Regions from separate parts of the Homo sapiens genome. Here region 2 is linked to region 1. Evidence: chromatin contacts called from ENCODE Hi-C or POLR2A ChIA-PET data. All regions are on one chromosome and are shown on one strand. The core of a region is the stretch at or near the end of the contact, and the rest is flanking DNA. Distances in the headings are between cores, read along the strand shown.

What was found. A loop is a pair of places that touch in the nucleus more often than their neighbours do. ChIA-PET counts read pairs that join two places held with the same protein, here RNA polymerase II (POLR2A). Pooled maps may share reads with other maps.
Region 2: a pooled map shows a loop between it and region 1 (2.5-fold over the local background). The contact joins the enhancer-like site here to the promoter of HERC1 in region 1. A Hi-C loop is called at or near these places in 2 of 50 pooled maps. POLR2A ChIA-PET finds 5 or more read pairs at or near these places in 4 of 52 experiments (BJ, activated naive CD4-positive, alpha-beta T cell and naive thymus-derived CD8-positive, alpha-beta T cell).

The regions. Positions count from the first base shown.
Region 1 is chr15:63,831,158-63,838,533 of GRCh38, forward strand. HERC1 (HECT and RLD domain containing E3 ubiquitin protein ligase family member 1) reads right to left here and starts at 2,791. Exons shown (of 78, transcript NM_003922.4): 1 at 2,670-2,791. RefSeq lists enhancers at 1,947-2,812, 2,813-3,676, 2,850-2,979 and a silencer at 2,180-2,609.
Region 2 is chr15:63,708,766-63,716,141 of GRCh38, forward strand. HERC1 (HECT and RLD domain containing E3 ubiquitin protein ligase family member 1) reads right to left here. Exons shown (of 78, transcript NM_003922.4): 23 at 4,588-4,900; 24 at 4,010-4,130. Among named protein-coding and RNA genes, the nearest start is that of USP3-AS1, 110 kb to the left of the region's middle. RefSeq lists enhancers at 5,487-5,988, 5,989-6,488. Within about 2 kb of position 4,271, at least 3 of the 41 ENCODE cell types and tissues checked have a DNase peak (open chromatin) inside an H3K27ac peak, as active enhancers do.

The DNA of each region.
Region 1 (7,376 bases), core at 1,541-4,040:
GTAGAGTGGTGCAATCACAGCTCACTGCAGCCTCAATCTCCCAGGCTCAATTGATCCTCCCATCTCAGCCTCCCTAATAGCAGGAATTGCAGGTATGCACCACCACGTCCAGCAAATTTTTGTATTTACCATAGAGACAAGGTTTCACCATGTTGCCCAGACTGATCTTAAACTCCTGGGCTCAAGCCATCCTCCCACCTCGGCCTCCCCAAGGGCTGAGATTACAGGCGTGAGCTACTGTAATCTGGCCAAAAGTTCTATTTACAATTTTTAAAAATAGCTTCAACAGATTATAGTAAGTTTGTTACTTGCTATTATATAGTTATCCAACTATAACATTCAAGTTTTGTTTCACAAGTTTCTTTTTATCCTAACACAACCTTCTCACTCTCCAAGCCACGATGTCATCATTATCATCATTTTAAGATCTGAAAATCTGAATTTTAAAAATTTTAAAAGGTCAGCTCCTTCAATATACCCAGCCCCCTTTTTTTTCTATTTCAAATATTAGGGAGTATTCAGTATGACTTTTTTGGGGGAAAACATGCTTGGAACGTTGGAATTGTTATTACTATTTATTATTTGCACCCTCTACTAACCCAATCCAGTCCAATCACCAACACATTCTCCAAAATTTCTTTAAATTGAGATTTTCAAGAGATGTTTATATTAATAAGCAGATTAAGTGACGCATTTACATTTGCTTTCTCTTCCATGCAACATCAGGGTGCCTGCATTGGAAATGGAATACATGACCAGCAAATGAATGGATGTGTCACATGCAAACAGCATGACTGGAAATTTAAGAAGCAAAATGATAAGAACCTTAGGGAACGCAAAATTCATAAAAGTTTAGAATTACAAGAGGCCTTAATAGGCCATTTAATCCATTCCAATAACAACAACCCCAGATGACAATCTATCCTATTTTTAAAAGGCTCCAGATTTCCAACCTCCCTAGATATCTCATTCTGCCATACAACCTTGTCATGTGATTTGGGGGAAATATTATGACTGTTCTTTGCCCTTCCTAATGCTATCTTTTCTCAAATAATATAGCAATACATCTTAACTCACTTCCAAGATATATAAATGTGTATAGGTGCAGAATACGTGTGTGTGTGTGTGTGTCTCTATACATATATACGTACATTTATGCATAAGACAGGCACCTAGGACATTCAATTTTGCTTGTATAAACGCAGGCTATGGAAACACATATATCAAAGAGACATACTCATCCCACACTAATCACAACAGGCACTATGAAACAATGTCACAGAACAATTTTGGTCTAAAAATATCCAGTAGAAATCAATTTCATAAAACCTGAGGTAAATAGGTTTCTTCCCACTATGAATAATCATAGTTTCTTTCCCTTCTACAAATACTGCCCCATTTTGAGCAACCACCACTAACAGAATTGTAAAAATATAATATATACATAGGTACTAGACCCAAACAGACAATGTTTTAACGTTTGATTTTTCAAACCACTTAGCTAACAATCATTTTGGAAAAGGGCCCAGTGAAAAAGATAGTGATGGCAGAGTTCAGCCAGTGATAATGAACTAGCAGCCAGTTTTAATCAAGCAGGCCAGAGAACTGATTCAAATAAAATAAATCATTTTTGGAACAAATATAGAATGAGGAAGTCCCAAGCAAGGATAAAAAAAAATGTGTCTGTTAGGAAATACAATAAAATGTTAACCATGAAATGCCACCTCTGGAGATGGAATTACAAAGATGGGTTAGTTTGTTCAGATTTGTTATTCCCATCATTTAATTATCTCTATATTCTAAGTATTATAGACATTTCTTAAACTAAGACAAATCTGTCCCTGTGTTTCACAGCTCTCTAAGATAACATGTCTTTTACATAACCTCCTGGGAGAGGTGGTACAAGCTCCTGTCCTCCTCGTGTCTCCCAGTAACCTGCCACCCATCACAGAACAGATTTCACCATGTTCCCCGGGGTAGCTCCTGTCATCACCATCATCATCCTCATCTCACGCTTAAGACTAAACAATGCGCCCCGCCTCGCCTCCCGGTTGCAAAGGCTTTATAATTTGTTGTTTTATTGGGGCGGGAGATTTGGAGAAAGGTTTAGCAGATGATGAGCTGCCCTCACCCAAAGGCAGAGGAGAGGAGGAAGACACGTCGTCCCAGCCTCCACCCCGCTAAAGGCGGCCGGCGCCTGGGGACACCGGGGTCGCGGCACTCCCCGGACCCTGAGAGGGAGTCGGCCGCCGCCCGCGGACCGAGCCCCAGCCGGGGCAGAGGAGCTGGTCAGCAGATAAAGGAATGAAGCAGAAAGAGACGCGACCACAGCGGGGCCGGGGCACAGACGTTGTAAGCCGCTGGAGGGGCGGGTCTCTCGGCCCTCTCCGCGGGCGCCTCGGCTTCTACGCTGCTCCGAGGCGCCCGGGCGGCAGGAGGCCTCTAGAGCCGGGGACCCGGGGGATCCGCGGCGCGCCAGGAGGGCTCCCCCAGCTCGCCTGCCGCCCACCCGGGACCCCAGCAGCCCCGCTCGGCTGCAGTCCCGAAACGGCCCCGGCCGGCCCTGCGCGGCCGGCAAAGCACACACGCGCGCGCGCACACACACACACACACACACACACACACACACACACAGGACCAGGAGGACGGTAGATGATGCGTTACCGTACGTGGCTCTGGAGCTGGCGGGGTGGGGCGCGGCTCCGGCGACCCGAGCCCGGCTCCGCAGAGGCTGCGGCGGTCGCGTCCTTTATTTTTGCTGCAGCAGCAGCGACTTGTCAAAGGGAAAGACGTAAGAGGCGGCGGCAGCAGCGGCGGCGTCAGGCGAGTCTCACGAGATTTGGGCGGAACTCTCGCGCAGCCGGGAGCCCTCGCCCCGCCCAACAGGCCCAGCGCGGGAGGTGAAAGGGGAACCGAGAGGAAGGCGGCTGAGGTGGAGTTGGGGGTTGAGCGAAAAGGGGAAAGGGATTTGGGAGCGAGGGGAGCCAAGCTAGGTGCTGGGGACACTTTGCTACCGCGCGGCCCTCACCCTTCAGCCGTCGCGGAATCCGGGCAGCCCCGACCGCCTGCGGGGACCTGACTCCACAGATGAAGCACAATTGGGGGCGTTTCACAAAGGGTGGTGAGGAGTGGGGGGCCATGCAGTGCGCCCCCTTTTCCTCGTGGTGGGCAGGGAAGACCCCGCCGCCAGGCGAAGGGACACGTGTTACGGCCGGCGGCAGGGCCAGGGCCTCACCCCTTTATCTCCGCCTCGCACCCGGCGCCCCACGCTCTTTATCTCTCATCGCAGCGGCCCCGGCCCTCCGGCCGGCTAAGTTCAATCACATAAAAGCGTTTCACTTGACCTACTCTTCCACCTTGTTCATGTCTTTGCGCCTTATGGGACTGCCAGAACCCTGCAGATGCCAGGGCCTGGCTCCTCGGTTTTCTTTTCTGCTTGGGAACACAGTAGTGTCCTTTGGGTGACTTACATCCTTGATCATGACCTCGACCTCCACGTGAAACCCCATGAGGGGAAGGACACAGACTGGCTCAGTCCTCACCATATCTCCAGCGCCTAACATAGGTCCAAGTGGACATTAAATTGTTGAGTGAATACCCCATCTCCATCTTCCTCCTTCTGTACCTGGTTTTACTCCTTTCCAGCCACCTTCATGGTGTCTTTCCTTCCAGATATTCTAACGAGCATCAATTAAACTGACCGATGACTTGGGGACAAAAAATAGAGTTGGCCTCTGCGTTCCAGAAGTTTGCAATCCAATTGGAGGCGTAGGAGAAGCACACAAACATACAAGCCATGAATGTGTCACTAATGTAAGAAATTACGGTATAGACAGACGAGGGAGTGCTTTCCCATGGTTAAATTAGATACATGTTTGTGTGTCACATGAGGCAGTTTAGTCCAAGAGTTAGGAGCCATGTGCTTCACTGTCAGACACTGGTGGGAATTCTGGAATCCCACTTACCCCAGGTGTGTGACCTTGGGCAAGTTGCTTGACCTCTCTGAACCTCAGTTCCTTATGTGTCAATTTATAATGCCAGTTCTTGTTATCACAAGGTTCCTCTGAGGAGTAAAATATATGTAAAGCTCACATACGGCACATATTAAGTACTCATTAAATGATGGGTCTTAGGTGTGTAGCTTTTAAGTTTCTATGTATAAAATGTGTATTTCTGGTAAATGATGTAAGGGAGTAGCTACATGAGGAGTGATGTCATTGTTGCTAGTGCTTTATGATCTGGGTATTGTGTGTGAAGCATACTCAAAAACAACAAGCAAAAGCTCCTCCTTTTAACTTGTTGATGTCATCTACGTCACTCACAAATATGATATTCTGTCTTTCTTGAATTTGTAAAATTGTACTGGTTTTGCCCACTTTTTCTTTTTCTTTTTTTTGAGATGGAGTTTTGCTCTTGTTGCCCAGGCTAGAGTGCAATGGCACCATCTTGGCTCACTGCAACCTCCGCCTCCCAGGTTTAAGCGATTCTCCTGCCTCAGCCTCCCAAGTAGGTGGGATTACAGGTGTGTGCCACCATGCCTGGCTAATTTTTGTATTTTTAGTAGAGATGGGGTTCCACCATATTGGCCAGGCTGGTCTCGAACTCCTGACCTTGTGATCCGACCGCCTTGGCCTCCCAAAGTGCTGGGATTACAGGGGTGAGCCACCGTGCCCAGCCTGGTTTTGCCCATTCTATTTCAAGAAAAGGACTGCTTACTTTAAAGACCAATCAAGAGACTCCCTCTTTTACCATCTCCTTAGCTTCCACCCTCAGAGCTGTGTGTAAAAGAGAATTGAATACAACTGTGTTCAGTTGCATACAATTAGCAAATACTGTTAGTGTCAGCAAGTGAGCCCTGACTACTAGCCACCCTCACCTTGACCACACCACTCTTTCCCAAAACACTGTTTTTTTCTTTCTTTCTTTTTTCTTTTTGAGGTGGAGTCTCACTCTGCTGCTTAGGCTAGAGTGCAGTGGCGTGATCTTGGCTCACTTCAACCTCTGTCTCCCGGGTTCAAGCGATCCTCCTGCCTCAGTCTTCCTAGTAGCTGGGATTACAGGTGTGCTGCACCATGCCCGGCTAATTTTTTTATATTTTAGTAGAGACAGGGTTTCACCATGTTGCCCAGGCTGCTCTCGAACTCCTGACCTCAAATGATCTGCCTGCCTCGGCCTCCCAAAGTGCTGGGATTACAGGCGTGAGCCACCGCACCATGCTTAAAACACTGTTTCATACTCAAATCAGCATATCCTGGAACCTTGTTGTCAGCATTAACCTCCCAACTCTACCAGTTCATTTTATTCAGATTTCCCTAAAGAAAAATGTTGGAGATGGGAAGAGTGGATGGAGGGATCTCAGAGCCACAGCCAAGTCCTAAGCATCACAAGCCCTTGGTCTGATAGCCCTCTGAGCAGCATACCCTGGCCATACCAGTCAGCCACATCTTCCTCCCCTCACGTATGTCACCCCCACTTCATGCCTCATACTTCACAGCACCACACCACAGCTGGGAGGTCCCAGGCAAAGGAACTGGAGAATCAACAGTAGAATATATATTTTTCATCTTTCATCTGCATTTAGGAAATGTGCAACTCCTAGATAAAAATCAGGGCTAAGTTTGAAGTGAAGAAATCCAGCAGAGCAGTAAAGTGTGGAGGCAGAGCAGCAGGGGTAAACAGACACTGGGAGTAAGTTTGTGTTGCCCTTGGCACTTGGCTCAGGAAATATATCACTCTGAAAACAGAAAAGAGCTCCAGAGCAGGAATCCATGGACATGAGTTCTGGTAGCTCCAGAAATTGCAGCCTAGTTGCCCTGCCATTACACAGTCTTTCTGAGCCTAGTCTCACATCTGTAAATAGGGGTAATAATAAAACCCACTGCCTGCCGGAGAGTATCATGGGAGTCAAATAACATAAGAAAGTACTTTGTAACCATATTTGTAGCACTATTTAAATGTGAGGTATGATTATTCATTCATTCATTTAACAGGTCTTTGTGGAATGCCTATCATAAGTCAGGCACTGTGCAAGGCACTAAATATACTATTGAACAAGCTTAAACACCTGCCCTCAAGGAGCTTATGGTCTAATGGGAGGAGAGAGGGAAGAAAATAGATCGATATAATATCACATGAGGAGAGTGCAAGTGATAAAGGTATAGTGGGAGGGAGCAAGCAAACCAGAAGAAGTGCAAAAAGAGCTGAAAGCCTTTTTGGAGGAGGTTTAGAAAACATATATAATGGGCCAGGCACGGTGGCTCACGCCTGTAATCCCAGCAATTTGAGAGGCTGAGGTGGGCAGATTACCTGAGGTCAGGAGTTCAAGACCAGTCTGGCCAACATGGCAAAACCCCGTCTCTATTTAAAAAATACAAAAATTAGCCAGGCTTGGTGGCGGGCACCTGTAATCCCAGCTACTCAGGAGTCTGAGGCAGGGAGAATTGCTTGAACCCAGGAAGCAGAGGTTGCAGTGAGCGGAAATCGCACCACTGAACTCCAGCCTGGGTGACAGAGTGAGATTCTGTCTCAAAAAAAAAAAAGCATCCATAATGAAGATTCATCACATTTCATGAAGAGCGATTCCTAAATCAACTCCAAAATAACTTCAACAAATTGTTCTGTTGTGGGCTGTGAATTCTCCTTGGTTCTAATAAAAATTGTATCTCCTAAACCATTAGAAAAGAGTCTTTGATGTGGAGTCATTATATACACCCTTAGCTTTGAATAAAGATGGAATTAATGGAGAGAAAAATTAGTGGTATCTTAATTAGAAACATTTTGTTCTTACAGCTTGTGTTTAAACACCAGAAAAAGAATTCATTCCACCTCACGTACTTGGTCCCCAATAGTTCCCTTCAGCCACTCTTTTGATCCAGATAATATTGCAGATCAGAGCCTAAGAGGCATTTCCAAAATATGACAACACATACTTTATTTTCATTTATGGTTTATTTATACAGATGGTCCCTGACTTCTCTGATTTTTCAACCTTAATGATGGTGTGAAAGCAATATGCATTCAGTAGAAACTGTACTTCAAATTTTGAATTTTTATCTTTTCCTGGGCAATATGGATATTCTCCTACAGTCTTGGGCAGTGGCAGCAAGCTGCAGCTCCCAGTCAGGCTTGCAATCACCAACACTACAGTGTCCTGTTTTGCCAGATGATTTTGTCCAGCTGTAGGCTAATGTAAGTGTTGTGAGCACTTCAAATTAGGGTGGGCTAAGCTATGATGTTCAATAGGTTAATTGTATTAAATGCATTTTTGACTTTTTTGTTGTTGTTGAGACAGACTTTTGTTGTTGTTGTTGTTGTTGCAGTCACAGTTCACTGAAGCCTCTACCACCCAGGCTCAAGCAATCCTCCCACCCCAGCCT
Region 2 (7,376 bases), core at 3,021-5,520, 120 kb before region 1:
TAAATAACCTCATATAGTATAGAAGGGTAACATATTTCAGCTGGAAAACCCAAACCATCCCAAGTGCTTGCTCCTCTTCATCCACCCCAGGCTCTCTGAAGCTGAAGGCTTAGCCCAGGTCTCCCTTCATCTGAAATGGAATCTGCTTTCTCTCTAGTTCTTGTCTTTTCCATCTTTTGACACTATCTTTGTAATATTCCATAAGGAAAGATGATCAAAAGTCAATCTGGTGTTTTTTGTTTGAGACAGTGTCTCGCTCTGTCACCCAGGCTGGAGTGCAGTGGCGCCATCTCGGCTCACTATAACCTCCGCCTCCCAGATTCAAGTGATCCTCCCACCTCAGCCTCCCGAGTAGCTGGGACAGGTGCACACCACAACACCCAGCTAATATATATATATATTTTTTATTTTTTTGTAAAGACAAGGTTTGGCATGTTCCCAGGCTGGTCTTGAACTGCTGGCTCGAACTCCTGGGCTCAAGCAATCCTCCCACCTCAGCCTCCCAAAGTGCTGGGGTTACAGGCATGAGCCACTGCGCCTGGCCCAATCTTTTTTAAAAATGGGTTTTTTTTTAGTCTTTTTAAAAATTTTCTAAAAACTAAGTGAACAACCAGAAAACCTAACAATCTTAACAATTAAATCTAAGCTCAATCCTCCTCCATTGATCTGTTGTCCCCATTTATAATTTTCCAGATATTTTAAATTGTATTACCAAATTTATTCTTCACAACACAGTTGAGGCAAGTACAACAGGCATTATTCTCCACTTCAAAGATAAAGAAACTGGAGCTCAGGAAGGTTAAATGTCTTGTACAGGTCAAAGTCCATGGTGAGTTTTAACCCTATTCTGAGTCAGATTTCATAGCTGATTTCCCAAAAGTACACCACTTTAATTTTACCCATCCTCCTTTCTATATTTTCATTTCAGTTGAAAGGAGTTATTAATCATTTACAATATGTAAAGCACTGTGTAGGAGATATCAGGGGCATTTAGGAAAAATAAAAACCAAAAAATCCTAGATTTCTAGTGGGTTTACTGGGAAGACATACTAATAATACATAAATAAGTCCAACATAAGACAAACGGTAAATTATCAGACATCCTAACAAACTGTCATGGGACAACTGGGAGAGTAAGGTAGCTGGGAAAGCTTTCTGGAAGAGGTAACATTTTAGACAGTCCTTCAGGGAAAGACAGGATATCAGCAAGGAAGCCTAGGAGAACTTTTAAGGCAAATAGTGCTTTAGCAAAGGCTCAAGAGGTATGCTTGGGGTCTGGCAGATGAACTACTATGGCAAAAATGCAGACCACTGCAGAAGAATACTGGTTCCAAAAGCAGGCAGGTGACACTTCCCAGAATCTTTGATTTCCGAGTAGGCAGTGCAGTCACTCCTAGATTTGATCAGTCTGTAATTTGGACTTGCGTGGACTAGCCATCTCTCTGCAGTAAGACAAGATGTTTGAGTAGGAAAGTAGCACAATCAGCAGGTAGGTGTTTTGTTGTTGTTATGTGTGTTTCCAAGAGTTCTAATTTGGAAAGAAGTGTCTAAGGAGCAAAACTGGAAAAAGTAGGGGGACCAGTTTGAAAATACCTACTCCAGAAACAGGTAATAGGGCACTTCAATTAAAGAAAGGAAAAAACCAAATGCATGTGGAAATTTTGCCAAAATAGATTAGACAGTTATTTATAAATTTAAAAATAATTTCCTGACTACCTACCACGTGCTATTATAGGTGCTTGGGATACAGAAGTGAATAAAACAGCAAAAAATTCCTGTCCTTAAAGAGCTTATATTCTAATGTAGACTAAGACTAACTGATCAATGAATAACTAAATTATACAGTAAGTGATCGGTGCCCCAGAAAAAACAAAGCAAGGCAAGGGGGACAGGAAGTGACTATTTGGAAAAGAAGGAAAATTGACATTTTAAATAGGGTGGTCAGCACAGGCTTCATGGAAAAAGTAACATCAGAATGAAGACTTGAAGAAAGAGAGGGAGTTAGCCATGCAGGCAATAGCATTCCAGTCCTAAGAAACAGCCAGTTAAGGCCCTAAAGGGAACTTGTGTTGCAGATTCACGCAACAGCTAAGAGTCCAGTGTGACAGAAGGAGAATCACTGAGGAGAGTAACAGAAGAGATCAGAGAGGTAGTGGGACCAGACCATGAAGAGCCTATAGACCCCTGTAAGGACTTAGACTTCTAGTCTGAGAAAAGGGAAGTCATTGCAGGACTCTGAGCAGAGAAACGACATGATCTATGTTTCAAAATTATTGCAGGGTTGGGAGCTGGGTGCAGTGGCTCACACCTGTAATCCCAACACTTTGGGAGGCTGAAGCAGGAGGATCACTTGAGGCCAGGAGTTTAAGATCAGCCTGGGCAACAGAGCAAGACATAAAAATTTAAAAAATTAGCCAGAAATGGTGGCACATGCCTGTAATCTCAGCTACTCGGGAGGCTGAGGCAGGAGGATTGCTTGAGCTCAGGAGTTCGAGGCTGCACTGAGCAGCCTGAACTCCAGCCTGAGTGACAGGGTAATATCCTGTCTCAAAAAAAAGGGAAATTATCACAGAGTTAGGAGACTAGATAATGAGTCAGATTGATCAGATTTAAAAAATTAACTGACAGAGAAATAAATGAGCACAGGAATCTCACTAGACTATAAGACTGGGAGTATGAAGTGGAAGCACAGAGATATTAATGCAGATGAAGGAGAAAAGGAGGAAGTATAAACAAAATGTCATGATACAATGAAACGTAAAGACACTGTTCAACTTTCCTTAGATGAGGAATCCTTTATGGAAGCTTTTTTAAAACAATAACTTATTCTTTATGTAGCACTTTATACTTTTTCAAAAATATTTTCCTATCCCTTCTCTCAGTTCATACAACAGAGGAATTTCAGAATTACACATGGAGCTTATAGATAAGTCCATCTCAAACGCTAGCATTTCTCTATGAGCTGTCACATGATATGACCAAGATCCCACCGCTCTTTAACAGTAGAATCGAGACCAGAAGCCAAGTCTGACACATCACCATATACACAACAGGCACTACCATCTTCGTATCACACAGTAAGACACTAAAGCCCAGGGAGGTCATAGCACATATAGAATCACACACAAGGCAGAGGAACAGCCAAATTGAAAACCTAGCTACCAATTAACTCCAAGTCCAAAGTTCCTCAAGTAGAAGCAATCTTCTAGATAGTTTTCGCTTTATATTTTACCAGTGACACTGTAGCATACCTTTACCTCACCTCCTTTTTATATAAATTAGCATCTTATTTATCTTTACCCTAAATGCCTGCAGTCCAGGTTCTGAGGCTTTTTTGATAGTTAACAGAGCTGTTAAAAGATTTTGAGTAGAGGAGGTATAAACAGATTTGTACTTTAGATATGTTAGTCTTGTGAAATGTGGAAGGTGGGCACAAGGCAAGAGGTGAGGCAACCAGTTTGAAGGCTTCTGCACACGTCCACTCAAAAGAGAAAGTTTAAAACAGAGCAGTGGCAGAAGGAAAGGGAGAGGAGAGGACATTGGAGACACACTAACGGTAAAATTTTTAAGACTTAACTGGATTGGGAAGGGGTGGAGAATAAAGGGATCAGGAGATAAGAAAAAAGAGTCAAGGATGATCCCAAGTTTCTTGCTTGGATAGTTAATGTACCACCTACTAAAATAGGGAATAAAAGAGAAACAGGTTTGGAGAGAGACGAGTTCACTTGTAGATAGGTTAAGATTGGGGTAACCCAACTCATTCGGGTGGAATGTCCATCAAAGAGTCAGATATATGAATTTAGAGTTTAAAAAGAAGTCAGAACAAGAGATTGAAACCATTAACACATATGTGGTAAACATATATGCAATATAGTTATTTCTCTTAAAGTTATTTTTGAAAAAATTTTTATATGTCTAAAACAAACATATTACTTACTCTAACCAAAGCCTTACATATCATATACCTTGAAAACAAAAATCTTTCTTTACTGAATCTGGGTATACCTACCAGTGCGTAACCCTCTTCATCTGATTCAGGCTGAGACAAATCAGATTCACTCCTCGATTTGATCAGTCTATAATTTGGGCTTGTGTGGACTAGCCGGCTCTCTGCAGTAAGACTTTCACTCCTGTCTCACATGTACAAAAAAAAAAGTTTTTTGATTTAGGACTGTTAGTGAACATAAAATTGAATGGAATTGGAGCACAGAGATAATATACACACACAGGGAGGAGTAATGTCAGTTGACAGGAAATCCTGACTCTTGTCTGAGCACAAAGACCTTCTCAAAATAATTTGCATGTCACTAAACTACAGAGCAATGCAAGTAACTTCACATGCTTTTTCACTGCTGTTGTTTATATATACGAAAAATTGTGCCTCCTCATTTAATCAGAAATTTATAGCCCATGCTGAATCAGTATCAGTATTTACTTTACTTTAAGTTCATCCTAGTCAATTTGCATTTCTTCTTTCATGTCTATGTTAACATCAGAACACTGTAACTTTGGAAACAAACCATTTCAGTGCATAAAGTAATAAAGGGAAGTGAGTAGGTCATGTTTTCAGTGTCTAGTCAGTCCCACCTGGTCATAAGTCCACCCCCTTCAGAGGCACTTGTTGAAGGTTGCTGCAACTGTCCTTCTTCTCTTCGCTTCTGAAGCTCATCTATCACAGGACTTACTCCTAATATTAACAGGGCACACCGATGGATCACGGAGTTGCATGCAGCAGTGTACACATCCTGACCCTCAGGAAGGTCTGTGCTGACCCTTCGCTCTTGCTGAGACTGAGGAGGTGGATCATCAGCTCGAGCCCCAGACCCTGCCCCACTGTTCATTCTATCTCGGTCTCGGCTACGAGCTACTTCACGGGCTGAGAGGAAACACTGAAAGATTTCTGTAACATGCAACACAAAAACAAGGTCTTAACACATGGGGAGAGAAGAGCAAAGAAAATAACAATAAAAATAGTCAAAAAGTTTGGACCAAAAACTTACTGAAAGAGGGAAAAATTATTTTTTAGACATTATATACAACATAGTTAACTTAGTTAAAATTACATTTAAAATATACTAAAATACTATATTTTCATAAAAATTACATTAGGAAATACTAATCTGCCTTTACAGAATTTTAATGTAATCACAATTCAAATGTTATTAATGAATTGGATCAGTTATTTTCAACGTACGGTCCCAGACCAGCAGTACCCACATCATCTGGGCACTTGTTAGAAATGCAAATTATCAGGCCCACCCCAGACCTTCTGAATCAGAACCTCTAGGTGGGGGACCCAGCAATCTGTGTTTTAAAGGCCCTTCAGCTGATTTTGAAGCCCATAAAAGCCTGTGAAGCACAAGGTTAGGTAAAAATAACTGCTTATTTCTGAAACGTTCACAAGCTTGGTGTGAAAAATGTGAGGTTTCAAAAGAAAAAAAAAACGGACAAAATTTAAGTTATATTAGTTACAACAAAAAATTCCCTTTCCCCTTCCAAAGTCCATATAATCCCTACCATCTACACTTTGCTGTATCTTAAACACATTAAATAAGCACTGTCACTAAAGGTCTTTGCTGAAACAGAATTTAGTTTTAATATATGGGGCAAGATTGCCTCCAGAGTGAGATGGCATCACCAGGAATACCCATCTGATGCCAGCCTTTCCATCAGTGGAGTTAACAAGGTTCTGATGCAGTGGTAGATATTTCACATTAGAAAAGAAATTTTTTGCACAAATTTGGAGCGAAGACAGTATTCTTCTTTTTTTCCTTTTTCTGTTTTTTTTTTTTTTTTTTTTTGGAGATGGAGTCTCACTCTGTCGCCCGGGCTGGAGTGCAGTGGCACGATCTCGGCTCACTGCAACCTCCACCCCCAGGTTCAAGCGATTCTCCTGCCTCAGCCTCCTGAGTAGCTGGTATTACAGATGCGCGCCACCACACCGGCTAATTTTTTGTATCTTTAGTAGAGATGGGGTTTCACCATGTTGGCCAGTCTGGTCTCGAACTCCTGACCTCGTGATCCGCCTGCCTCGGCCTCCCAAAGTGCTGGGATTACAGCCGTGAGCCACCGCACCTGGCCCAAAGACGGTATTCTTAATGGGAAACCAGGCCAAAAAAGTTGGTAAAATACTAAATTCATCAGTTAATATGGAAGTACAAACTTTAAAAATTGATCTGTATATTTTATAAAATTGTGACAATATTTTTGTTATGCTATTAAAAGTCCCTTATTTCTACAAAAATCAAAGCAATAAACCCTCTCAGAGTCCAGAGCTAGAAATCAATTAAAGTGGTTAAGAGAATGGTCATTGGTGTTTGGGGCAGACCTGCTTCTAATTCTAGCTGCTACTAACTGTAGCCTAAGTCATACAATTTTGCATCCTTAAACCTTAGTTCATTCATCTTTAGAATGAGGTAGTACTAGAACTTTAGACAGTTATGATAATGAGCTAATCTATGCAAAGAACTTGACCAGTGCCTGGCATATATAGATGCTCTAAAAGCATAGCTAGTTTAAAAAGTGTTAGTTCCCAGATGACTATCATTCTTTTATTGTAATTGAGGGTTATACTTTACTATATTTTCACCTTCAGTCTGCTTCCAGGAATTTCTAAACTAAATTTATATTCAACTGCAAAAGTTCCCTCAGCCTAGGTTTTTAAAATACAATTATTTTCCTTCCCCATCTCCAACTCCCTTTACTCCATTTGGATCTTTTTCCTTTTGTTTAAATTATGTTTAGTCTTGTTTCAAGCCCCCTCAAAAATCATTTTTAGAAGTATGCAGAACACAAATAAGTTGATAATAAAGTTAGGGCCAAGTTAATTGACAGATACAGACAATCTCAAAACCAAAGGCATTGCTGATCATGTTTTAGGGTACCGACTGAATGCACACTTTAACTGGAAATAGCCAAATCACTCAAAAGATACTAATAAATGTTTTAAAAACTTGATACTTCTCTTTAAACATATAAATAACTACCTTTAAAAACTATCTGAGCCTTGGAATATAAAGGTATGAAAAGTTTTATGCACCCAGTCAATAGCAGTCTCATGTAAATTCTTGCTCCCTATCGAAACAGCAGTGTAGTCAGTGGGTGAAATTTATAATTTTAGAAGTTCCACACGTGGAAAACATTATGGCTCTCCTAATAGGCATAGAAAGGGGCTCTCTTCCTCACCGCTCAGACGTCTTCGAGGCTGGTGGACAACTTGTTGCCCCAGAGGACATATTTTGAATGGCCCTATCTGATGACTCATGAGTTTCATTTCATGATGAGGCTCAGTGAAGCAGGTACTGACATTCCTGCTTCCAGAGCTTCTCAGCCCTGAATATGTAACCCAAAAGCATCAGAATAGTACTAGCACAGTT